Linked DNA regions of Homo sapiens: regions 1 and 2 are each linked to region 3. Evidence: chromatin loops called from intact Hi-C (ENCODE). Cell type or tissue: B cell. All regions are shown on one strand.

Region 1 (8,000 bases), 67 kb after region 3:
CCCAAAGTGCTGGGATTACAGGCATGAGCCACCACGCCTGGCTAATTTTTTGTATTTTTGGTAGAGACAGGGGTTCACCAAGCTAGCCAGGCTGGTCTCGAACTCCTGACCTCCTTTCAGCTTCCCAAAGTGCTGAGATTACAGGTGTAAGCCACCGCGCCTGGCCTCTGTTCTGCACTTTCTCTAGAGAAAGCTCTCACACAAAGGCGAACAGACAAACAGGGCCGCCTTCCCCTGGAGGCCTGGGGTAAAGACGAAATGAGAGCTGAGTTCACGTGAAGTGCCCCACGTGGTGGCAGTTTCCTCTCTTTTCCTGTGCAGCTAGGTCACCACCCACTTCTCTTTGTACCCAGTTCTCTACTAATCAAACATACAAGACAGCTCAAAAATTGTGCGTGGCGAGTTGATTTCCCTCCTCAGTCTTTCAGCCTCCATTTTCTCACCTCTCTGCATGGCTGAAGCCCTCCACGGGCTGTTCCCACCTCCCCGACCCCCACAGAAGCTTCTCTATAAAGTCACCAGCTCCTTTCCAGGTTGTCCAACGCCATGGGCATGTCTCAGTGAATTCAGCTTTCCCTAGGGCTGGGCAGCCACCCTCTGGGAAAACCCCGTGCTTCCCCAGACACCGCTCTGTACTGCTTTCTCCCTCAGTCCCTACTGCCTGCCACTCCTCCTCTCCATGTGGCCCAGAAATGTCGGGGTTTTCATGGACATGTTCTGAGACTTCGTCTCTCCTCCTTCTCCCCTTGCTGAGCCCTTAAGTTCCCATGGATTTAAATGCCAGGGTTCTGCTCTCAAATCCCACCTCTGTCGCCCGTACTTCCCTACAGCCCAGACTCCAGGCACCTGGCATCTCACACGGAGCCCTCAATTCCCACCTGTCCCAAACTCATCCTCCCCTGGGTCTTCCCATCTGAGCAAATGGCACAACCATCACCAGGTGTTCAGGCCAGACCCCTGTGAGTCCTCCTTGAGTCCACCAGTTCCCCTCCCTGCCGGTCCATCAGCAAGCCCTAGCTATTCTAGCTCCAAAATACACCCCAAAGCTCTTCTCTGTCTCCACTGCTGCCTCTCAAATCCACATCACATCCTTCCTGTGCACAGAAACCTTCTATGGCTGCCCAGTATTGTCAGAAGTAAGCCAGCTTTTGGGCAGACTCTGCAGGTCTCCAACTGATGTGTGGAGCCCCGCCTGCCTCTCTGGCTGCATCTGGCCCTTTCTCCTTTGCCATTTCACCCTGGCATACAGTTTGCCAAACAAGTCAAGGCCTTGCTGGTGCTGTTTCCTCTGCCTAGAACACTCTCCCTGACCCCACTCCTCACAGAGCCAGCTCTTCGGTTCCTTCAGACCTTAACTGAAATGCCACCTCCTCCAAGAAGCCTGTCTTGACCACCCCAACTAAAGCAGGCCTCTGCTATCTTCTATTTCAGCCCCTTGTTTCTTTATGTTCTGCCTGTCTCCCCCATCAGAATGTCAACTCCATGAGAGCAGGAACCGTATACGCCCAGGGTCTAGTACACAGCCAGGTATACAGTAAGTGTTCAATAAGCATCTGCTGAAGGAGCAGATGAACCAGTCATCATGACTAGAGATTAAGAGGCTCCCAGTAAGTTCTAAGGGTTAGCCTGAAGGGGAAACTGAGGCCCATCACTTCTGGTTTTCCAGTTCTGCAGGACGGGCTGGGGCCCAGGCCAGAAGGCGCCTCACCTCCCTTTTCCAGCGTGCCAGCCACTCGTCCCGCTTGCGCTTGCTGATGTAGTAGGGGTCCCCCGCCTGGAAGGTGAGCCTCGGCATGGGCCGCTGACGGAGGCTGGACTCCCAGCCCAAGCCACCCCGCAGCCGGCCCCGGGAGCCCTAGGACAGAGAGACAGACATTAGGGCATTAGGGTGGGCACTGACGGACCCACCAAGGAGGCACTCGCCTCAAACACAATGTGGACACTGGCTCCTGGCCAGAGAGGGCACCCCTGGGAGTGCTGGGCAGGCCCCGTGTGGGCTGGAGGAGCGAGGGGCATGTGTGGCGGGGGTGGGGGGGCACATGGACACGGCCACAGGCCACGAAGGGAGGCGTCTGGCCTCTGGAGGGGGATGAGCCGGCTGCCTTGTTGGGGGACTTCCAACCTCCACGCCCACTTCCTCTCCTTCCCACAGAGGGATGTGTAAAGAAGGAGGAGGGGCCCACCCTCCGCCCCCTCACACACACTCGCCACCCGTGTCCTTCTTCTAGAATCAGGATCCACAGAGCCCCTGGGGGTGGAACACTTGCCTCCATTTTCATGGATTCGATGTTGGTCTCCTTCTGTTCTTTGCCTGTGGAGAGGGAAGAACAAAGGGACCAGTTCGTTGGTCGGCAGAATTACTGGAGTGGCTCACAGGCCCCACCTTGTGCCTGGGGTCCCTGCCACAGGGGATGGGGGTCCTCTGGCCGTTTAGCTGTTCATGTGTTAAATATGATGGCCCACCACATGCCAGGCACAGTGCTGACCCTGAGGACCCAGCAGGGCCTAGGGCAGAGAAAGAACTCGGGCAGGGGCAGGCCTTGAGGCCCAGGCAAGAGGGAACACGAGGAAATTCAGAGCTGGGTTTCTGGCCTGTCAACTCTGTCTCAGGTACACAGAAGGGGACTAAAAATACCCCCATTCTGCTGCTCCCAGTCAAGAGACCTCCTTCCCCAAAGGAGGAGCAGGAAGGCAGAGGGGGTGCGGAAGGAGGAGGGGGTGCAGGAAGGCCTGGGCCAGAGGGCCAGCCTGAGCGGCCTCCCTGGCCCTGCAAGGGAGTGTTTGCAGAGGCCTTCTGGGCATAAGGGCATGTACTGGGGGGCGGTGGGTACCGGGCCAACTGGAACAAGACCCCGGTGAAGCAACTTCCTCTCTACGAGACTCAGTTTCCTCATCTGGAAAATAAGGATGCTGGATGCGATTTCCAAGGTCCGCCTGCAGGTCCAAATATTATGATTCTATTACTAATCTCATTCTCCGTCCCTCCACTCCCTGCCCCATGCTCAGGCCCCTGAGCTCAGCCTTTAATCTAGAAGACTTGAGTTTGGATTCCAGTGTGACCTCTGTAACCTCTCCTGGCCTGTTTTCCCACTGAATCAAGGTAGATAAATGTTCTAAAATCATTAGGTTATGGTGAGCATTAAGTGCCTACTGTGGGGCCTGGCATACTGTAGGTGCTCAATACATGTTAGTGTGGTTCTCCTTCCCTAAGGATTCATTTCCTCTACTGGGCCCTGATTCCAGGTCCTGGCAGGGAAGTCTCAATTTCCCTATTGAGACCTTGCCCTCTCCCTGTGCTTCTCCAAGCCCCCAGCATGAGGGGAGCTGCGCTCCTCCCAGGCATCCCCCTGCACTCCCCACCAGGTCCTCACCACCCTTTCCAGGCACCCCTTCCAGGCCCAGCGCCCCGGAGGCTGCGGGGCTGGCTGATTCTGCCTCCCATAGCTTCTTGCTGGAGGTGGGGAAGTGAGCCCTCCTTCCACCTGGGCCCCTGAGCTTCTTTGTCGGGAACCGACAGCGTATCGGGCCTGGGCCCACTGCAGGAAGGTCACTAAGGCTGGCTCATGGTAGCTTGGGGTGGGGGGAGACAAAGAGCCTGAAACGGAAAAAACAGCCCCGACTTCATCTCCTGGCTGTGAAGCGGAAGCCAGCCACAGTGTTCACGCCGCGGGTCCTCAGCCCGGGAGGCCACTCCCTTCCCTCGTGACAGGGGGGTCCTGGACTGGTTTTGGGCTGACCCCGGGCGCCCAGGACAGCGCTGTCCTCCGTGGTTCTGTCCCTGGTGACAGCGACTCCCGCTAGCTAGGCCCGGGAGCACCAGGGGGAGGGAGGCAGGAGGGCCACCGTGGGTGCGGGCCTGGCGCCGGGCTCAGCCCGCGGGGGCCGCGTGGGCGGGGACGGGGCGTCTTGTCGCGGGCACCTGTGCGCGTGGGCGGGCGCGCACTCGCCAGCGCTTTGTTCGTGACCGGCCTTTTAAGGGCTGTCTCACCCATCTTGTCTGGCTCTGCCTCCCTGTTTCCTTTCCGTCCTCTCTCCCACCACAGCCAGCTCCCCACTTTTTTCGCGGGGGCCCCCTCCAGCCTGTCCGGGGCCTCCCCGTTCCCAGGCCAGGGCTTCCCCCTCCTCCCAGACCTCGTTGCTCTGCCCGGTGAGGCCCCGGGCTCCCAGCAGGGGGCGCCTGCTCGCGATCAGGTGGCGGCCTGGGGGCGGCCTGGCGGTCCCGGCGGACCCTGACGCGGCGGGGCTCCGGGGCTCGCGGTGGCGCTGGGAACCACTGTGTCAGCCCTGCGGCTAGGGCGGGGAGTGGAGGACCCCCGGGCTGGCTCTCGGACCTGGACTTGGGGCTTCCGACTGCATTTTCTCCCCAGCCCGCTTTAGAACCTCAAACGTTTCCTACTTGGGACCCTCCATGGCATTTAATTACTTTTACGGATAATTATTTATTCATTAGAATATTAGAAAATCAGGGTTGAAAGGCTTTGCAGAGATCATTGAGTACTTGTTCAGCACTTAAATTTTGCAGAAAGCTGAGACCTGGGGGGTGGAGTGACTTAAGGCCGGAGCTGAGATGAGCTTTTCAGGGGTCCTGATGCCCCGGCAAGCTCCCTCTCCGCTGCACCACTACTGTTATTTCTCAATGTGACCCCCTTCCTAATTTCCCAGCCCCCCAAGCTCCCCAAAACAGAACGATTTTTCCCTATGCAGTTTCCAACTGGCTTCTTTCTGGAATTTTCTCCCTGACAGACTCTGCGCATGCCCACTTGAGTGATCACACACACACACACACACACACACACACACACACACAGACACACACGCTTTCCAGCCTGGCCGGGCCGCCTCGGAATGCGGCACTTGTCGTGAGTCAGGGAGGGTCAGCTGCTCTCTCAGTACGGCCTATGCAGCCCAACTGCTCCTGGCCCAGGCCCAGGGTCACCGCCAGGGCCAGGTGGTTGTGACCTTCCAGTGTGGCCCTGACAGGCCCGAACATGACCCTAGTGCATCTCAGGACTTGGGGGCAGGGGAGGCCAGGGTGCTTCTAACACTCGCCTTCGAGTCTGAGCTATACTCAGCCAGAGGCCACCCAAGTTCTCTTTAAAATGAACTCAAATCTCCATGACCAGGCTGTAGCCAGGTTTACCTCAGAGGGCAGTCACTGGCCTGAAAAGGGGCCCTATGCTCAGAGTAGAGAGGGGTTTTGTGCTGACCCTAATCCGGTCTCTCACCAGTTGCATAATCTTGGGTAAGTAATTTAACCTTTCTGAAGCTTCAGTCTCCCCATCTGAAAAATGAGGATAATAAGAGTCTTCCAGGCTGAGTGCAGTGGCTCATGCCTGTAATCTCAGCACTTTGGAAGGCCAAGGTGGGCAGATCACTTGAGATCAGGAGTCCACGACCAGCCTGGCCAACATGGCGAAACCCTGTCTCTACTAAAATTACAAAAATTAACCAGGTATGGTGGCTGGCGCCTGTAATCCCAGCTACTCCGGAGGCTGAGGCAGGAGAATCGCTTCAACCTGGGAGGTGGAGGTTGCAGTAAGCCAAGATTGTGCCACTGCACTCCAGCCTGAGCGACAGAGTGAATGAGACGCTGTCTCAAAAAAAAAAAAAAATCTTCCTCCCGTGATCACACATGGGGCATAATACACAGCAGAGCTTCTGAAACTTTCATATACATGGGAAGCATGAGGCCCTCTTTAAAATGCAGATTCTGATCCAGCAGGTCTTCAGTGGAGCCTGGAATTCTGCATTTCTAAATTCCTGGGTGCTGCCAACACTGCTGGTCTATGGACCACTGTGAGTAGCGAGGAGAGAGAATGCCCAATACAGTCAATACTCAATAAGGGAAAGCCACATCGCCACTGCCACCTGAATCATCATCATTATGGCATTAATGCTGGCGGGGGCAGGAACAGACCCAAGACAAGCACAGGCCTGTCGGGTGTTGGCTCCTGTCCCTATCACTCATCTCATCATCTCCCGTCTTCCTGATTCTTTCTCCTGGCTGTACTTTCAGCACATGCTCAGGCTACAAGAAACGCTGCCTTAAAAAGTCTGTTTTTGCTGTACAGGAGCTAATGAAAGGGGTTCCAGGAGAGCATCCCCTGAAAAGAGACCTGGAATAAGGGGAACTGAAAGGAGACCACGGCCGAGCCACATCCTCTCCGGGGCCTTAGTCTCCTTCCTCATCTGAATCAACCAGCTGAGCATGTGTTCTATGTCAGCTGACTGCTGGAACCGTGACCGAGCCTCCACACCCTGATTAAGCCACTGTCCGTTGCATATTGGCAGAGCCTAGGCCACTGCCCACCCCGCGAGGTAACATCTCACCAATTTCAGCTTCCAGGCAGTGCAGTGGCCTTCAGGGATCCTACCAGCTCTGATCCCTGCCAGAATCTATACTTCCTGGATAGCTGGGACCACACAGGAGTGTACCAAGGCCAAAGTTTGTTTTTTTTTTTTGTATTTTTTTGAGATGGAGTCTCACTCTATTGCCCAGGCTGGAGTGCAGTGGCACAATCTTGGCTTACTGCAACCTCCACCTCCCGGGTTTAAGTGATTCTCCTGTCTCAGACTCCGGAGTAGCTGCGACTACAGGCATGCACCACCAAGCTCGACTAATTTTTTTTTGTATTTTTAGTAGAGACAAGGTTTCACTGTGTTGGCCCGGCTGGTCTCGAACTCCTGACCTCAAGTCATCTGCCCGCCTGGGCCTCCCAAAGTGCTAGGATTACCAGCATGAGCCACTGTGCCCAGCCTCAAGGCCAAATTTTGGAGGTCAAGGAGACTTAAAGAGTTTTTGCCCACCACACTCAGCACTAAGATTCTAAGGAAGATCCACCTGTCTGAAAGTCCCAGACCCAGGAATCATCCTTGACAGCATCTCTCCCTCACCTCTCATGTTCCTGGCATTTGTCCCCTCCCTTCATCTCTGCTGCCATCCTGCTCATCAGCCCCTCCGATGTCATCCTGCTTCCCAGCTCCTCCATTCCATCCCAGGATCCAGATGACATGAGCTTTTCAAATTGCAAAGCTGATTACATCACACACACTGCCCACTCCCCGCCTCCCCACCCCCCGCCTCCCCGCCCCCCCACCCCCCACCCCGGCAGCCACCTTTGAAGGCCTGGCCTGTCTGCCCCAGCACTTTCCACACCCTTCTCCTTTGCTCTCTGCACTCTAGCCTTGTGACATCTATCAGTTCCCTGGGTGCCCTGCTCCCTCCCACCTGGGAGCCTTCTTCCCTGTTCTCACTCTCTCCCTCTACCCCTCACCCAGTGGACTCCCTTCGCCCTTCAGCTCGCGCTGGACAGCCCAGGCCAACTCAGGTTCTTCGTTGCAGTTCCCCTGGACATGTTTCACTTCCCTTAGAGCGCTTATCTCCATGTGTAATCTCATCTTTTTAAGGGTGGATTTCTCATTAATGTCTGTCTCTCCAGCTGACTGTGAGGTCCTTGAGGGCAAGAAGCAGGTTTTTGTTCATAATAGTTTCCCCAGTCCCTGGTATGGATCCTAGCACACCCTGAATGGGTGTTTTAAGAAACACCTGTTGACTGATCGATGCAGGAGCCCTTGAGAACAGCTAGAAATGGAAGTAGGGAAATCCCAAAGTGAAAACAAACCCTCAAGGCCAGAGAACAGCTTTGGGGCTATGGCTCCATGCTTCAGGGCAGGAAGGAATGCCGTGACCCTGGGTAGCAGCTCGGCAGGAGTCATGGTGGGGTCCTGGGAAGCGAAGTCAACTGCAGTCAGCCCATGGGAAGCACCACATTTGGAAGGGCAGGGCTGATGGGTTCTCTCACACACCTGGCATTGTTAATGGGAAGGATGGTGTCTTCTCCCTTTCCTCATCTGTTTCACTCCCCTCAGGCCCTTCCCACTCTCGGGAAGTATCAGAATATGTGCAAGAGGCCTAGACAATTCAGGACCCGTCTCCGCACCAAGTCCCATTCCAGGACAGCGGAAAATAGTAGAAAGGCACAAGACCAGGACTGAATGAG
Region 2 (8,000 bases), 92 kb after region 3:
CAGGGGCAAGGAGAAATGCATCCTTTTCTCCTCTATTTTTAGAAGGGGAACCTGAGGTTCAGGCAGCAGCAGTTCAAGGTTACACAGGTGGTCAGTGGTGGAGCCAGAATTTGAACTCAGGTCTCTTGGACCCCAAAGACAGTGTTTTTCCTTCTGCCCTGGAGCGTGCTTCAGGCCAGGGGATGTAGGACTGCCGGCCCCTCTCCCCTCACTCGGCTGTGCCCCTCTTCTCTGTCATTGTCTAGGTGATGTCCCCACACTCCTGTCCCTGACTTCCTTGTACCTTTTCACCCGAGTGCTTCACTCCACCTCTCAGCGATGTGGCTACCCTCTGATTCCAGAGACTCACAAAGATGAGTCAAAGGGTTGCTGGGTCTTTATTTGCTACAGGTGGTGGCTCTTGTCCTCAGAAACTGGACGGGGACAGGGGGAGTTTGCTTAGCATATTGCACGTTGCCAAGCCTCAGGAGAGAGGCAGGGCACGCTGCAAATGTGGAGTCACCAGTGTGCTCTGACTCCGGCCTGGCTCTCCTCCCACACCTTCTCCATTAAGGTGCCCTGTGGGCAGAGGAGGGTGCAGGGGCCCTGGGAATCTGGAGTCTGCTGCCAGCCAGAAAGTCCTCTCTGAAGCCCCGTGTTATTTTTCAACATCACGTGAATTTTTCATTCCAGAATGAATTTCATTCATTACATATCCACGTTTGCTTTAATATTAAAAGGTTTAAAATTACTTACCAGTAAAATGACTTCACTCCGCCCCCCTGCCCCCCGCCTCAAATCTTCAGGCAGAACTGGCAGGGGTGCATCTCAGTACACAGCAGGTTCCCACACCCCCCACCTCCAGGAACTCACCACCCCCCCCGCCTCTACTGTCCCATTTCACTTCAGTCACCTTCAACCCGGCTCTCTACCCAAAGGGAGCAAGTCCTGGGCTCCATGCCTGCTGAGAACATTTCTTTGAAGGGCTGAGTAACAAATCCAGAGCCTCTGACTCCCCCTTACCTTCTTGCTCCAAGTTTACCATTCTCAGCTGGAAGGGGGGTAAAAGAAAGGAACCAGCTGTCTCTGGTGCTGGGAAATAATGACTGCTCCACATCTGAGTTTAAGACATAAACCAGTTAGGCTCCTACAGCCCAGGGGTCTTGTTCTCCAGAGCTGCCCCCAGGCCTCAGCGGCACTGGTTCCCAGAAGCCTGGCGCTGGGGCTGGCCCTGCAGCCTACATGCCTGCAGGACTTCCTTCCCCAGGGCCCTGGTTCTCCTGCTGCCTCACAGAGACTCCTCAGCCTGCATCTCCCCCTTCCCATTTGATCAGACTCCCAGGCCTCAGTTCCCTTCCTCCAGGTGGGGGCTGAGACCCTGGGTGAGAGTGTGGTAGGGAGGGGCCTTCATAGATAGTCCAGGGAGATCTTAGTCCAGCCTGGGATTCTGGCAGGCCCTCTTGCTTCCCTTCCAGAGGGAGGCCAGGAGTCAGGGGCCTGGTCCAAGTCTTAGGCCCAAGACCAACCAGCCAAGTCCCCTGGCTTCTCAGGGCCTCCACTTCTCTATGCAGAAAACAGGGAAATGTGGCCGGGCGCGGTGGCTCATGCCTGTAATCCCAGCACTTTGGGAGGCTGAAGTGGGCGGATCACTTGAGGTCAGGAGTTCGACACCAGCCTGGCCAACATGGCGAAATCTCGCCTCTACTAAAAATACAAAAATTAGCCGGGAATGGTGGCGCGTGCCTGTAATCACAGCTACTTGGGAGGCTGAGGTGGGAGAACTGTTTGAACCCAGGAGGTGGAGGTTGCAGTAAGCCGAGATCACGCCACTGCACTCCAGCCTGGGCAACAGAGTGAGACTCCGTCTCAGTAAAAAAGTAAATAAATAAATAAGAAAACAGGGAAATGTGAGGGTGGGATTTGAAGAATGGGGTACCTGCAGCTGGAGGGGTATACCCCATCACCTGGTCTTAAATGTCTCCAGGTCCCTGCAGGACATACATCACTGCCATCGACAGGCCAGGCACGTGTGTGTTGTGTGTGTGCACAGGAGGGTGTGTAGGATGTGACACTCACCGGGGGGTGCTTGCGCTTCCTCCCAGGCCGCCCCACCTTCCGTGCCGTGGTGCTGGGCTCTTGGCGCTCCTCCTTGCCACGCGGCTCCTCCTGCTCCTCTCCGTCCTGCAGGCACAGACACAGCCTGTGAGGCCAGAGGTGGATCCCAGCAGTGTAGCATTCCAGGCCTGTCTGGGGCTGGCCCTGGCTTCCCTTCCAGCCCCAGCCTCCTCCTGTCCCACGAGCCACACTTCCAGGGCTGTGTAATATGCCCCCACCAACTCCCCTCCTGCCTGATGAGGCTTGAGGCACCCCTCAGAGCCCCACTTAAAATATATCCTTGGCCAGGCACCGTGGCTCATGCCTGTAATCCCAGCACTTTGAGAAGCCAAGGCAGGAGGATCCCTTGAGGCCAGGAGTTTGAGACCAGCCTGGGCAACATAGTGAGACTCCATCTCTATAAAAATACCCACACCCATATATATATCTAAATAATATATTATTTAGATATCTAAATAATATATTATTTAGATATCTAAATAATATATTATTTAGATATATATTTAGATATATATTTATATATCTAAATAATATAATATATATATATATATATATATATATATATATATATATATATATATATATATATATAAATAATACATCCTTTGGGGAACTTCAGGGCAGACGCTGCTGTCCCCCCGGAAGGCATCTCTCTCTCTTTATGACCACATTTTCCGAACCATAAAATCATAACACAAGCTCTGATAAAGGATTTGAGTTAAAAGTTTATTTATATGAGAAAGCTTTTGTTCACAGATACACAATTACATTTGTGATCTACTTAATGAATCACCTTTATTGAAAATAAAATCGCTGGGCATGGTGGCTCACGCCTATGATCCTAGCACTTTGGGAGGCTGAGGCAGGTGGATCATGAGGTCAGGAGATTGAGACCATCCTGCTAACACGATGAAACCCCATCTCTACTAAAAATACAAAAAATTAGCCGGGCATGGTGGCACGCGCCTGTAGTCTCAGCTACTAGGGAAGCTGAGGCAGGAGAATTGCTTGAACCTGGGAGGCAGAGGTTGCAGTGAGCCAAGATCACGCCACTGCACTCTAGCCTGGGAGACAGAGCGAGACTGTCTCAAAAAAAAAAAAAGAAAATCAAGTGAAAAGAAATATTAAATTTAGCAATATCTATTTGAAGTCCAGGCAATACTCGAAATGGACAACTATGGAAAGTGGAGGACTTGTACAGCTGTGAACACCCCTGCCATGTGGAGCTGGCACCGCGCATGCCTGTCAGCCTGCAGGAGGATCTCAGGGACCGAATCTCAGCTCCTCTCCATCTCTTGCATTCACCGAGTTTGGAACAGAAGTTTGTTTTACTCCCCGCCCCTCACATAACACCTGTGCACGGCTGGGCCCTGACATGCTTGTCTCCTGGGGCACAGAGACATAAACCTAGAAAGTCCTGCCTCACTACTCCAGCCTGGCCACAAACCACCCACAAGTCCCTTCTGACTCAGCTGGGCTCTGGCATGACTAATCCCCAGCAGAAATGATGCTGGGGAAGTGGGGAGAAAGACGTCCTGACCCTGCAGATGGGCCACAGGCTGCTCTTCATACCCTGCACGATGTCAGGAGCCAAAGATGGCTTTTGGGCCCTCCCCAAGGAGGGGCCAACCCAGGGCAGTGCTGGCAGCACAGAGGTAGAAGAGGGTCCACAGCTCTCCTGGAGACCTGAGTAAGATGGCCCTCAACAACCTACTCAACTTTCATTTTCTGTGATTGCAAAATACCTTGTGGTTTGCCACATTAATTTTTAGGTGACAGTGGGACACACAAATGGAAACCTACTGTGACCAGCTGTAGACATAAGACCAGCGGGAAGAGCATCCCTGGCCCCTCCATCCATCCTCCAGCTGAGGCATGTCTGCAGGGCAGACCATCATGGCTCAAGTTCTGGGAGGCCTCCAAAGACATGCACATGGAGGGTGAACAGAGGTGCCCGGTCTTAGCATAGGTGGTGGCCACAGTCAAGCTGGAGAGAGGCAGAGCTCACACAGGAGATAGAGAGAGAATGCTCGGAGGTGCAGAAGAGGACCCTGGTGTGTTGTGGGAGCAAGGAAGGGGAGGGCTGCCAACACTGGAGACCAAAGCTGTCTGAGAAAGATACTGAGGATGAGGAGGCTTGGCTAGGGGTCAGAATGGCTGACCTTCAAGAGCACTGTCACTAAGCTGTGCAGAGTGACACGGCAGTGAGGGCTGGAGAAGGACCAAAGAGGGCAATTTAAGGAGCACAGCAGAGGAAGCATCTGGAAAGGATGCCAGGGGACTGGGGAGCCCCGTGCCGTCTGTGGAGGGAGAGGCCAGCCCCGAGGCCGGAGATCCTTCAGGGGCTCTTTTCAGGAAAGCACAGCAGACGGGCGGTGAGGGCAGAAAGGCTGTGGGAGGAGGAGCAAACTCGCGGGAGCCTTCATGAGGGCTCAGGGTGCCCAAGGGCACACGCCCCATGGGAGGGGAGGCCTGCTGCTTCTGAACCATCTTCTGAAGACCCCAGACCCCCGAGTGTAAGAAAGGATCACACAGAGAGGACGTATTGCCAGTGCAGCTTAGTATTTGTGAAGGTTCTGATTGGATCTACACAACTGCTAAGAATTTCAGGCTGAGGTGGGGCTTCTAATCCGATTCAACCAGTGCCAAATGGGCACCGTCTTGATCAGCACTTGTAAAATCATTAGGGGTCATGTGAGGTCATGGAAAAAGCAAAGTGGGCATGAGCCCAGCTTGTCCATTTCCTAGTTACAGGAGCAGCCTCTCGGAGCCTCAGTTTCCTCATCCATAAAATGGGGGTAGGGAGGTGTCCATCCTGTCTGCTTCTCAGGTTTTGAGAAGACAGCTTCACAAAGGGTCTGCCCCTTTGTCTGTTTTGTTTACTGCTGAATCCCCAGCGCCTAGGGCAGATTCTGGAAAAACTCCTACTGCCCATAAATTCTGGGCTTTAAACTATTTCTTTAACAAGCTGCATTTGTGACAGAGGGAGTCATTTGACTTTCTTTTATTCTGAACTAATCAGAGATGTGAAAGCCAACCAGAGCGTCTGATCAGTGAAAGGGAACCACAGTTACCACACAGCAATGACCTAAAAATAAAGACGCTTGACATTTCACGATGGGCACCAGCTTCCACTGGGCATGCGGAGAAAGCCTTTGGGGGCCCCGACAGGCCACCCCTCTGCCATATGCAGTCCTGCTGGCATCTCTCACCTACACCACGTGTGCAGGGCCTGTAGGTGCTCGGCACATTTTTTTCCCTGTTGGATTCAATTCCGTGCAACCCAGCCCAGGAGGAAGGGGTGGACCCCCCGGTGCCAGGCCACCTCTCCAGGTCCTGACAGGTCCAGAGAGGGCGGGGAGTGCCAGGCAGGGGTGCTGTGTGTACCCCACACCTGGTGCAAGGAGCTTTACGGCTGGCCCAGCATTCAGGCCCCGCATGCTTCTGGGTCGTGCTTGGAGTCTCCACGAGAGCCAGGTCTGAACAACTCCTGGCCCTTCCCCTTGACATTTGGCCCTAAGAGCAGCGTTGTGAAAAGCATGTTCTCTTCTGCCAACTCTTCCGCGATGGAGTCTTAGGGCAAAGCGGGAAGCGATGCTTCTGCTCTGGGCCTGCCTGAGGTTCCCTCTGCGGAGGGAGGGGGCTAACACGCCAAGAAGGGTGAGCAGATGGCTTGGGCCGTGCCCCTCAATGGCTCCAAGGAAGCGTAGCAAGTGGTTCATTCTCGCATCTGTCACGGGGTCTGTTTTATTCCATATCTTTGCTGATGGGTTGAGCAAAGGAATGTAAAACATGCTTATCAAATCTGCAAGTAGCCCTGAATTAGGAGGCGTTGCTAATACTCTGAAAGAAAAGAATCTGATCCGTGGTGACATGGGACAGCTGAAGAACAGTAACACAGTTCGCGGGAACAGATTTGAGCCCAGGTTGGTTTCCTCATCTGTCAAGCCAGGGGACTGAATTCGTCCACACTTCCAGCGCAGAGGGGAGGGGGTGGAAATTCCAGACACGTAGGCTTTGGAGAGGGCAGAGCCGGGCTGGGAGTTTCGCTCTGCTCTTTGCTTAGGAGTAACCTCAAGCTCTTTAACCTCCCTGAGTCTTGCTTTCCTCATCTATAAAATGGGATGATATCTACTTCACAGTGATGTTATAAGAATTAAATGAGGTGATGTAGCAAAAGCTGACACGTGATAGTCACTCGAGAACTGCTACCTTCCCCCGCTCCACACATCCTGATTCGTACTTCACTCCCACTCCATCCTCCCCATCCCCCTCTCCCTGCCTCGTGCAAATCCCAGCACGCCGCCCACCATATGCAGCGATCCCTCACTATCACACAGAGCCCAACATCTGGCGGGCGCTCTTGCCGCAAGATATGTGGCAATACTGGGGCTCTAGGAGCTTTCCAAAATGCAAAGCTGATTATGCCACTCTGCAGAGCTTAAACCTTTGCCACGGGGGTTCCCGGGGGCCAGGAGGATCCAGCCAAGCTCCTCAGCTCATGTGCAGGGCGGTCCCCAGGATTTGGCTGGATCGCCTTGGTCTCTTCTCCACACTGTGGTCCCAACAGACAGCACCAAGCGCGAAAGCAAACTGCTTCCGGCCTCAGCCCCTAGGCATAGACTGTTCTTCTGACCACACCACCTTCCCCTCAGGTTTATCAGCAAACTGTTACTCGCTTTTCCAGCCTCCTATCCTGGATTCCCTGCCCCTAGGCCCCCTCCTCCCATCCCCTGCCTAGACTGAGCTGAAAGACCCTTCCTCTCCTATAGTTCCCCTACCCAGCAAGGCAACGGTCAGCTCCTTGAGGGAAGTGTGGGTGTCTGATTCATGCTGGCATCCAGAATGCCTAGACGGATGCATTTAGTCCAAGGCAGGCACTTGATGAATGACTGTCACAGAGTAGGTGCCTGACGTGAGTCCATAGACGCAAACAGAGACACACGTACAAATCTACAAACCCGTACAAATACAACTGTGTACGAGGTTCCAGTGCCTCTCGGATCTTTACGATTCCAGATTAGGAAACAAGAGGACTAAAACGTCCCTTCTAGACTTAAACATAATTGTCACTTTGCATTTATGTCATTCTTTGCAGCTTTCAAAGCACCTTCACATTTGGTGGCCTGTGAGATTAGGTGGTTCCTCTCTCTAAACATCTGAGGCTACGATCTGACCTACATTTCAACACTGCTCACTGGATGGATTATTTTAAGCCATATACAACGTCTCATTCTGATGCGCTGGGCTATGACGATAATAATCTCTCACATTTGCACTGAACGTGGTAATTAACAAAGCATCTTCACATATGTTATTTCATTGTATTCTTACACTTTACAGAAAGCAGAGCTGGTATTATTTTTTTCTGTTACACAGATGAAACACCTGAAGCTCAGAGAGATTATCTGACTTGCAGGGATCAGAGAGCCAGGAAAGGAGGCCTTTAGAACCAAAATTTACATCTTTTGTTTACCAGTCCATCGGTCTTTCTACTGCAACATGCCACTATACCCTACCATGTCAACAGGCACACACACAGTGACACCATAAAGATACAGGCAATCCAAGGTCAAGGCACACTGGCATTCACAGGCACAGACACTCTGGGCTGGCTGTGCCCAGACACAGGACCCCTCCCCACAAGAGATTTATGTCTCTTGAGGCCCTCACCTAGAGACAGCCAGCCTGACATACGTGTATTCCCTTCAGTACTTAAACCGGATGCTACTGACCCAGCATCGGTTGAGCAGATGTCTCGAGTTGGTGCTTGAGTCGAGGGGATGAACTTGCCGGATCTAGCCAGCTACTTGCCCGGGCCCCCTGGGACAAGAAGCATGCCCAGCCTTTGCCAGCTGGCTGGCTGGCCTCCCAGGGACTGTCTGTGGTCATGGAATTCAGTGAAA
Region 3 (8,000 bases):
ATTTTTTTTAGTAGCAATAGGGTTGCACCGTGTTAGCCAGGATGGTCTCGATCTCCTGACCTCGTGATCCACCTGCCTCGGCCTCCTAAAGTGCTGGGATTACAGGCGTGAGCCACTGTGCCCAGCCGAGAGATTTTAGTTTAAATATTTATCTTTAATGCTGCTATGTCATCTTATCAATTAAAAGAGGGGAAGGCCAGGTGCGGTGGCTCAGGCCTATAATCCCAACACTCTGGGAGGCCGAGACAGGAATTTGAGACCAGCCTGACCAACATGGTGAAACCCCATCTCTACTAAAAATATACAAAAATTCTCTGGACATGGTGGCGCGTGCCTGTAATTCCAGCTACTCAGGAGGCGGAAGCAGGATAATCGCTTGAACCTGGGAGGCAGAGGTTGCAGTGAGCCAAGATCGCGCCATTGCACTCCAGCGTGGGCAACAGAGCGGGACTCCGTCTCAAAAAATAATAAATAAAAAGAGGGGATAAGTTGAGCTAGAAAAGGCAGGTGAAAGAAAGGAGAGAATGGTGGGCCAGGATGGCAGAAGGCAGAGATGCCGCCTAGCCTTGCCAGGACTAGCCATACCGTCTTGAGCAAATCAACGAACATTCTTTGAACTGCAGTTTCTCAACAGTCAAGCGGGGATAATTTCCCCTGCCGTATCTACCTAGCAAGGTTACTATGAGGTCCTTTTTGCCAAACTCAGGTAACATCCTCCAGGCCCTCCCTGAGCACAGTCAGCTGACAAACACACTGAAAAAGTGAACCCTCCGGGGGGTCCCTTGATCTTTTGTGGTCTCACCACTCACAGACCAGCTACTACCAAAAAGGGAAGTCTCTCCACCAGGCAGGGAGGAGACGTCACAAGGGGCTTCCCAAACATTTCCCGCTGCAAGAGGCCTGGTCTTTGGAAGTGGACCATCAGGCTCAGAAACAGGTTCCCTGGGGCAGCCAGAGGAAAATGCAATCAGACAGGAAAGGAGCAAATAACGCAGTGCCCCTGGGGTTCCCTTGGCTCTCCCAGAGAAAAACAGTCAGCCTGACTTGGGTTTCCCTCCAGTGGACCAGCTGAGGTCACTCCACAGACATCCTGGGCTCCTCCCAGGCCTCTTCTCCTTCCAGATACGTCCTGGGCTGCTTGTGTGAAAGGGTTCCAGTTCCCACACTGTCCTCTCCACCAGGGAGAAAAGCTGAAGCCATGATCCTGAAGGTGTTCAACTCAAGATGCTTTCTATTTTAACTCGAACTCTTGAGATGCCTTGTTTTCCAGAGCTCCAGGACCACCGTCCACCAGCTGTACTGCTGACCTTTGCTGTGGTTGGCTTTGCTGTCCTCTCAGCCTAAGACGCCCTTGGCCTTCTCTGTCCTGTGAACTCCCACCCCATCCTTTAAGGCAGGGAATGGTACACTTTTTCTGTAAAGGCCTAGATAGTAAATATATTAAGCTTTGTGTATAGTCTCTGTCACAACGATCCATAGAATGAGCATGGCTGTATTCCCACTACATTTTATTTACGGACATTTTAGTCTTTTTCTTCTTTTTGAGATGGGGGTCTCACTATGTTGCCCAGGCTGGTCTCAAACTCCTGGATTCAAGCGATCCTCCAGCCTTGGCCTCCTACATAGCTGGACTATACATACACACCACCATACCCAGTGTGGACACTTATAACCGGGCTCAACTGTAAATCCCTAAGATATAGATTGAAGTCCTGTAGCTGTGAATGTGACCTTATTTGGAAATAGGGTCTTTGCAGATGTAATCAGGTTAAGATGAGGTCACTGGGGTGGGCCGTAATCCAATAGAACTGGTGTCTATATAAGAGGGAGATGGGCCGAGCATAGTGGCTCACTTCTGTAGTCTCAGCTATTGGGAGTCTGATGGGGGAGGAGCCTGGGAGATGGAGGCTGCAGTGAGCCGTGATTGCACCACTGCACATCAGCCTGAGCAACAGAGCGGGAACTTGTCTCCAAAAAAATAAATAAATAGTCTGGGGCTCGGTGGCTCACGCCTGTAATCCCAGCACTTTGGGAGGCCGAGGCGGGTGGATCACGAGGTCAGGAGATCGAGACCATCCTGGCTAACATGGTGAAACCCCGTCTCCACTAAAAAAAAATACAAAAAATTAGCCGGGCTTGGTGGCAGGCGCCTGTAGTCCCAGCTACTCGGGAGGCTGAGGCAGGAGAATGGAGTGAACCCAGGAGGTGGAGCTTGCAGTGAGCCGAGATCGCGCCACTGCACTCCAGCCTGGGCGACAGAGCAAGACTCTGTCTCAAAATAAATAAATAAATAAATAAATAAATAAATAAATAAATAAATAAAAATAACAGAGGGAAATGTGGATACCCATAAAAAGGAGAACGCCATACGAGGACGCAGACACAGAGGGAAAGTGGCTGTGACCTTGATTTTGTACTTCTAAGCCTCCGGAACTGTGGGACAATAAGTTTCTGTGTTTTAAGCCACCTGGTTTCTGGTACTTTGTTATAGCAGCCCTAGGAAACTAACACCAACATTTCGATTTCAAAGTGTTCACACGTCTTCTTCTTCTTCTTCTTCTCCAGATATTATCAGCCAAGCTAGAACACAAGGCAGCCCACCAACCCAGCACAGATTTGAACAGGCAGCTGAGGAGAGAGCCTGGGATGCCAGCTCTGAAGTGTTCACCGCTAGAAGTGTTCCCTTGTCAAAGAAAGAAGCCATCCCTTGTCAGTAGATGGTCAGGAGTTCAAGACCAGCCTGGGCAACATGGTGAAACCCCGTCTTTACAAAAAAATACAAACATTAGCCAGGCGTGGTGGCCTGTGCCTGTGGTCCCAGCTGCTTGGGAGGCTGAGGTGGGAGGATCACTTGAGCCTGGGAGGTCGAGGCTGCAGTGCCACAGTGCACTTCTACCATCACTTGTCACGGCTCATTGAACCCATGTGACCCTGATCCAAGCCAGGCAACCACAGTCTCTGTCCCAGAAACTTGGTGTGAAGTCAGAGACAGAGTCAGTTGGTGCCAGTATAAGGACTGGAAGGTTATGAAGGCTGGGACATGAGACCTTTGGGGTCAGCCATGAGGGTGCCAGCTGGAAATCAGTGACCGAGGGCAAGGGAAGGAACCCGATCAACAGAAGGGCAGAGGCAGGGCATACACAGTCCCTGATGGAAGGATAGACAGAGAGAGCAGCCACCTGGGAAACCCTGCTTACGCTGATGCCCATCCTGCCTCCTACAACTGAATTCCATGAAATGCTGTCATGGTTATTCTAAGTCCCCCTTGACTTCAGCAGCTTTAGTGGGCTTCTGGGCCTTGCAGCCAAACCAGCTGCCAGGCATCCAGCCCAAAGTAGGTCCTCAAAGTATCCTGCCCATCTGCCTTTTAGGGCTGGGATTCCTTACTTTTGCCCAGGAAAGGCATCTTGGGGTGACATCTGGGAAGCAAGGATCACTCAGAAAAGAGGGAAGGAGCTGGGGCTGGGATTCCAACAATTTCACTGTGGCAGCATGTATGGTCCAGCCCTATGGCGCCTTGTTGGTTTTCTCTTCATGTGCGGAGACGAGAGATTGTAGAAAAATAAGACACAAGACTAAGAGAGAGTATGACAGACAGCTGGGCCCAGGGGGCCACTACCACCAATGTGCAGAGTCCGGTAGTGGCCCCGTATGTCTGGATGCACTGCTATTTATTGTATACAAGGCAAGGGGGCAGGATAAGGAGAGTGAGTCATGTCAAGTGATTGATAAGGTCAAGCAAGTCACGTGTCCACCGGACAGGGGGCCCCTTCCCTTTGTGGTAGCTGAAGCAGAGGGAGGACATCATGCATCAGCCTTTTTTCTATGTGCTTATCAGAGATCAAAGACTTTAATACTTTCACTATTTCTGCTACTGCTATCTTCTAAGGACTTAAGAGGGGAACCAGGTATATAGGCAGAACATGAAAGTGAACGAGTGTGACCACCGAAGCACAGCACCACAGGGAGACGTTTAAGCCTCCGGATGTCTGTGGGTAGACTGGCTGATGTCCAACCTCCCACAAGAGGCTGGTGGAGCAGGTGTTCTCTAACTCTTCCAAGGAAAGGGAAACCCCCTTTCATGGTCCGCTAAGTAACAGGTGCCTTCCCAGGAACACAAGCCCACAAGCGGCCTTTATCCGGGCGTGACAGAGGGCTCACGCTCTTTTTTTTTTTTTTTTTTTTTTGAGACGAAGTCACTCTGTCGTCCAGGCTGGAGTGCAGTGGTGCGATCTCGGCTCACTGCAAGCTCTGCCTCCCGGGTTCATGCCATTCTCCTGCCTCAGCCTCTCGAGTAGCTGGGACTACAGGCGCCCGCCACCATACCCAGCTAATTTTTTGTATTTTTAGTAGAGATGGGGTTTCCCCGTGTTAGCCAGGATGGTCTCGATCTCCTAACCTCGTGATCCGCCTGCCTTGGCCTCCCAAAGTGCTGGGATTACAGGCGTGAGCCACCATGTCCGGCCTGACAGAGGGCTCACACTCTTATCTTCTGGTCACTTCTCACAATGTTCCTTCAGCTCCTGACTGTACTGGCTGGTTATTCCTCGGTTATAATAGTAAAGCACAGATTAATACTAAAACTAATGATTGATAATATCCATATATAATCATCTCTATATCCTATTTCTAGTATAACTTTTCTTATTCTATTTTCTTTATTATACTGGAACAGTTTGTGCCTTCAGTCTCTTGCTTCGGCACCTGGGTGGCTTTCCGCCCACAGCAGCAAGAGTCATTGTTAGTAATAAGTCTTAATACTGTACCATAAGGTTGCAACTTGTTTATTTTTTTGAGACAGAGTCTCACTCTGTCTCCCAGGCTGGAGTGCGGTGGTGCAATCTTGGCTCGCTGCAGCCTCAACCTCCCAGGCTCAAGCGATCCTCCCACCTCAGCCTCCCAAGTAGCTTGGGACCACAGGCACGAGCCACAACACTCAGCTAATTTTTGTACTTTTTGTAGAGACAGGGTTTCACTATGTAGCCTAGGCTGATCTCAAACTCCTGAGCTCAACTGATCCATTTGCCTTGGCCTCCCAAAGTGCTGGGATTACAGGTGTGAGCCACCGCACCTGGCTACATCTCATTTATTGAGTACTCGTTTATATCCTCTAGTGAACACCTAATATACATATCTTAATCCTCACAACAGCCTAGGAAGGAGGCTACTAATTGTGTCAATTTTATTTGCTGAGTCTTTAAAAAGGTTGAGTTGATTATCACAGCTGGTAGAGGGCTAGGATTTAAACTCAATCTGTCTGCATTTTCTGCTTTGCCACACTGCACTCCTGCCATAATTAGGATCCATCTTCCTAGGGTTGATTCCTCCAGCTGCTGTGGCCTAAAAAATGTGAGTTAATTGGTTACAGAGTAGGGATACCATGTTTGTACTCTAATTTTTTCAAGAGCTGAGTGGTCTCAAAGTGGTCTGAGGACAGCCACCAGTAGCACTTTCTGTTGCCCTCTGTTGTTCCAAGTTCATCTCCCTAACTAGACAGCATGCTCTTTGATGGAGGGCCTCTGCTATCTTGACTTTTTTTTTTTTTAGACTGAGTCTCACTCTGTTGCCAGGCTGGAGTGCAGTGACGCGATCTTGGCTCACTGCAACCTCTGCCTCCTGGGTTCAAGCGATTCTCCTGCCTCAGCCTCCCAAGTAGCTGGGACTACAGGTGCGTGCCACGACACCCAGCTAATTTTTGTATTTTTAGTAGAGACGGGGTTTCACCATGTTGGCCAGGATGGTCTCGATCTCTTGACCTCGTGATCCACCCACCTCGGCCTCCCAAAATGCTGGGATTATAGGAGTGAGCCACCGTGCCCGGCCGATTTTTTTTACTTTATCCTGAAAACCATGTGTAACGGCCTCTGGTTGCTATTGTTTTAGTGCTGACCAGCCCCTTTCCATCCCATTTCCTTCTGGAAACAGGCTGCCCTTGGTCCTTCAGCCATAGCCCTCCAGCCTGGGCAATCAGACTACCCAATAATGAGATGGTGCCAGACTGAGCAGGACCAGTCAGAATTCTTCTCTGGAGTTGATAGAAGGCTCTGGGGAAAATTCCACCAAGGCTGTAAGCTAGGAGCATGTGAATTCAGGGATGTCAGGGGGCAAGTTTCCCCCACCTGGAGTCAGACTGTTTACAGAGGAGGCCAAGCAGAGCCAAACAAAAACAAGACAGACTTGAAGAGAGCACGAGAGAGCAAGAGCAAGAGAGGAGAGAGAGACAGTGCGAGAAGAGAGGAGAGAGAATCAAGTATTAGTTCCAGTTCCTAAGGTCTGTTCAATTCTGCGAACAATCCAGGCATCCTTCTGGACTCTCTCAGAGTCCATTTACTTTCTGTTACGCACTTGGTCCCGTAATATGTCACCATGACAAGCACAGTATGATTCGACTGCTGGGGTTCAAGGGGTGGAGGACGAGCTGATCAGAAAGTTTCTGTCATGGTGACAGCAGCCCAATTTCATGCTGGAAATGAAGGCAGCTCCTGCTGCTCCATCCAGCATTTGAGGGGCCCCTCTCTCTGCCCTTTGGATGTAGATAGCCCATTCTACGCAGCCAGACCTTTGCATATGGCCTTCAGCTATACAGAAATCCAGATGGCAGTTCTTGGGACCCTTTTCCTCTCATCAATCCCACCTCAAGCATCTTCCGCCTCGCAGCTCTTAACCCTCCCTATCTATTCCAAGCTCTGCCAAGCCCCATTTTATCAGCCAGACAGGATTCTGTGTTCCGCCTGACACATCTCCTGACCCTAACCCATGCCACTGCCCTCCCTCTCCTCCTCCAACTGGGCCTTCCTCCCACCTAGGCCATCAGCACGTTTCTGGACGTTCTCACTTCGAAATTGCTCCTTTATTGGCTTCTTTCCCAGGCTTGTCCACAGGCCTAGAGCGTCCTCTGCCTAGGATCCCCAGGGCCTGAGAGGCCCTTCCAGAGGGGCTGACTAGAGAGGCGTGGCTAAGTCCAGGGGGTGCTGCTTTTGTGGGGCAGGCTGCCTCCCCACCCCGAGTGACTCCAGTTCAAGAAGCACCGTGGCATGGCTCGGGGTCCAGCGGGCCCAGCCCAGCTCCATAGTGAGGAGTGCATAAGGCCTTCTGAAGGTGGAGATGCCAGCCAGCCACATCTACAGAAGCCCCAGCTCACAAAGAATGGCACATCTTGATCCATTTTTATTTACAAAACAAACTCTAAATGTGTTTGTGTGTGTATGCATATGTGTATATATACACACAGACTTACATATGTATGTTTATATACATCTACATGTATATATACATCTACATTGTATATACATTTACCTTCTATATAAATGTTACATTTATAGACATATACATTTATATGTATATACACATATATATTTACCCATGTATCTATAATATAATGTATGCTATATATAAGAAATCAAGAAGTAGGCCGGGCGCGGTGGCTCACGCCTGTAATCCCAGCACTTTGGGAGGCGAAGGCAGGCAGATCACCTCAGGTCAGGAGTTTGAGACCAGCCTGACCAACATGGTGAAACTCCCATCTCTACTAAAAATACAAAAAGTTAGCCGGGTGTGGTAGCGTGCGCCTGTAATCCCAGCTACTCGGGAGGCTGAGGCAGGAGAATTGCTTGAACCTGGGAGGTGGAGGTTGCAGTGAGCCAAGATCGTGCCACTACATTCCAGCCTGGGCGACAGAGGGAGACTCCAAACCCCCAAAAAAAACAAAATTGAGAAGTAAATATTCTAAAATGTCAGTAGTGGTGGGATTTTTAAAATAAACTTTTAAAATAAAAATTTTATTGACCTATACTTTGCATACAATAATCTGTACCTATATTAGTTGAGTTTCGATAACATACTCATGTAGCCACCAGGTGGTTCAGTATTTTATTTTCTTCTTTATGCCTTTCTTTAATTTCTAATTTTTTAAATTCAGTGGACAAGTGTGATGAGTAATTAGGTAAGAACATGTACAGAGGGAGACAAAGAGAAATAATTTCTAAGTCTCTGGCCTCGCA

The links. A loop is a pair of places that touch in the nucleus more often than their neighbours do. Peaks named below come from ENCODE experiments on the same cell type or tissue, not always from the same donor. Only the 100,000 strongest peaks of a DNase experiment are listed, where the experiment ranks them.
Region 1: it touches region 3 in a loop (5-fold over the local background); 5 of 110 quality-filtered maps call a loop at or near these places.
Region 2: it touches region 3 in a loop (8-fold over the local background); 3 of 110 quality-filtered maps call a loop at or near these places.

What each region holds. Positions count from the first base shown.
Region 1 is chr2:25,273,233-25,281,232 of GRCh38, forward strand. It overlaps DNMT3A (DNA methyltransferase 3 alpha), which reads right to left. Exons shown (of 23, transcript NM_022552.5): 5 at 2,268-2,311; 6 at 1,709-1,855. Among named protein-coding and RNA genes, the nearest start is that of MIR1301, 51 kb to the right of the region's middle. RefSeq lists enhancers at 1-318, 2,207-2,426, 3,050-3,641, 4,232-4,821, 4,822-5,411 and a silencer at 3,700-4,329. In B cell, CTCF peaks have their summits at 4,178 (motif pointing right) and 4,382; DNase peaks (open chromatin) are centred at 299, 2,149, 4,009, 6,169 and 3 weaker places; H3K4me3 peaks cover 3,120 bases; H3K27ac peaks cover 7,291 bases.
Region 2 is chr2:25,298,084-25,306,083 of GRCh38, forward strand. DNMT3A (DNA methyltransferase 3 alpha) reads right to left here. Exons shown (of 23, transcript NM_022552.5): 3 at 2,056-2,160. Among named protein-coding and RNA genes, the nearest start is that of MIR1301, 27 kb to the right of the region's middle. RefSeq lists an enhancer at 7,514-8,000. In B cell, no CTCF peak of the experiment used is centred here; DNase peaks (open chromatin) are centred at 3,538 and 5,149.
Region 3 is chr2:25,206,409-25,214,408 of GRCh38, forward strand. LINC01381 (long intergenic non-protein coding RNA 1381) reads left to right here. Exons shown (of 2, transcript NR_132378.1): 2 at 2,566-2,794. Among named protein-coding and RNA genes, the nearest start is that of LINC01381, 6.1 kb to the left of the region's middle. In B cell, no CTCF peak of the experiment used is centred here; DNase peaks (open chromatin) are centred at 823, 2,993, 4,033 and 4,536; H3K4me3 peaks cover 631 bases; H3K27ac peaks cover 1,344 bases.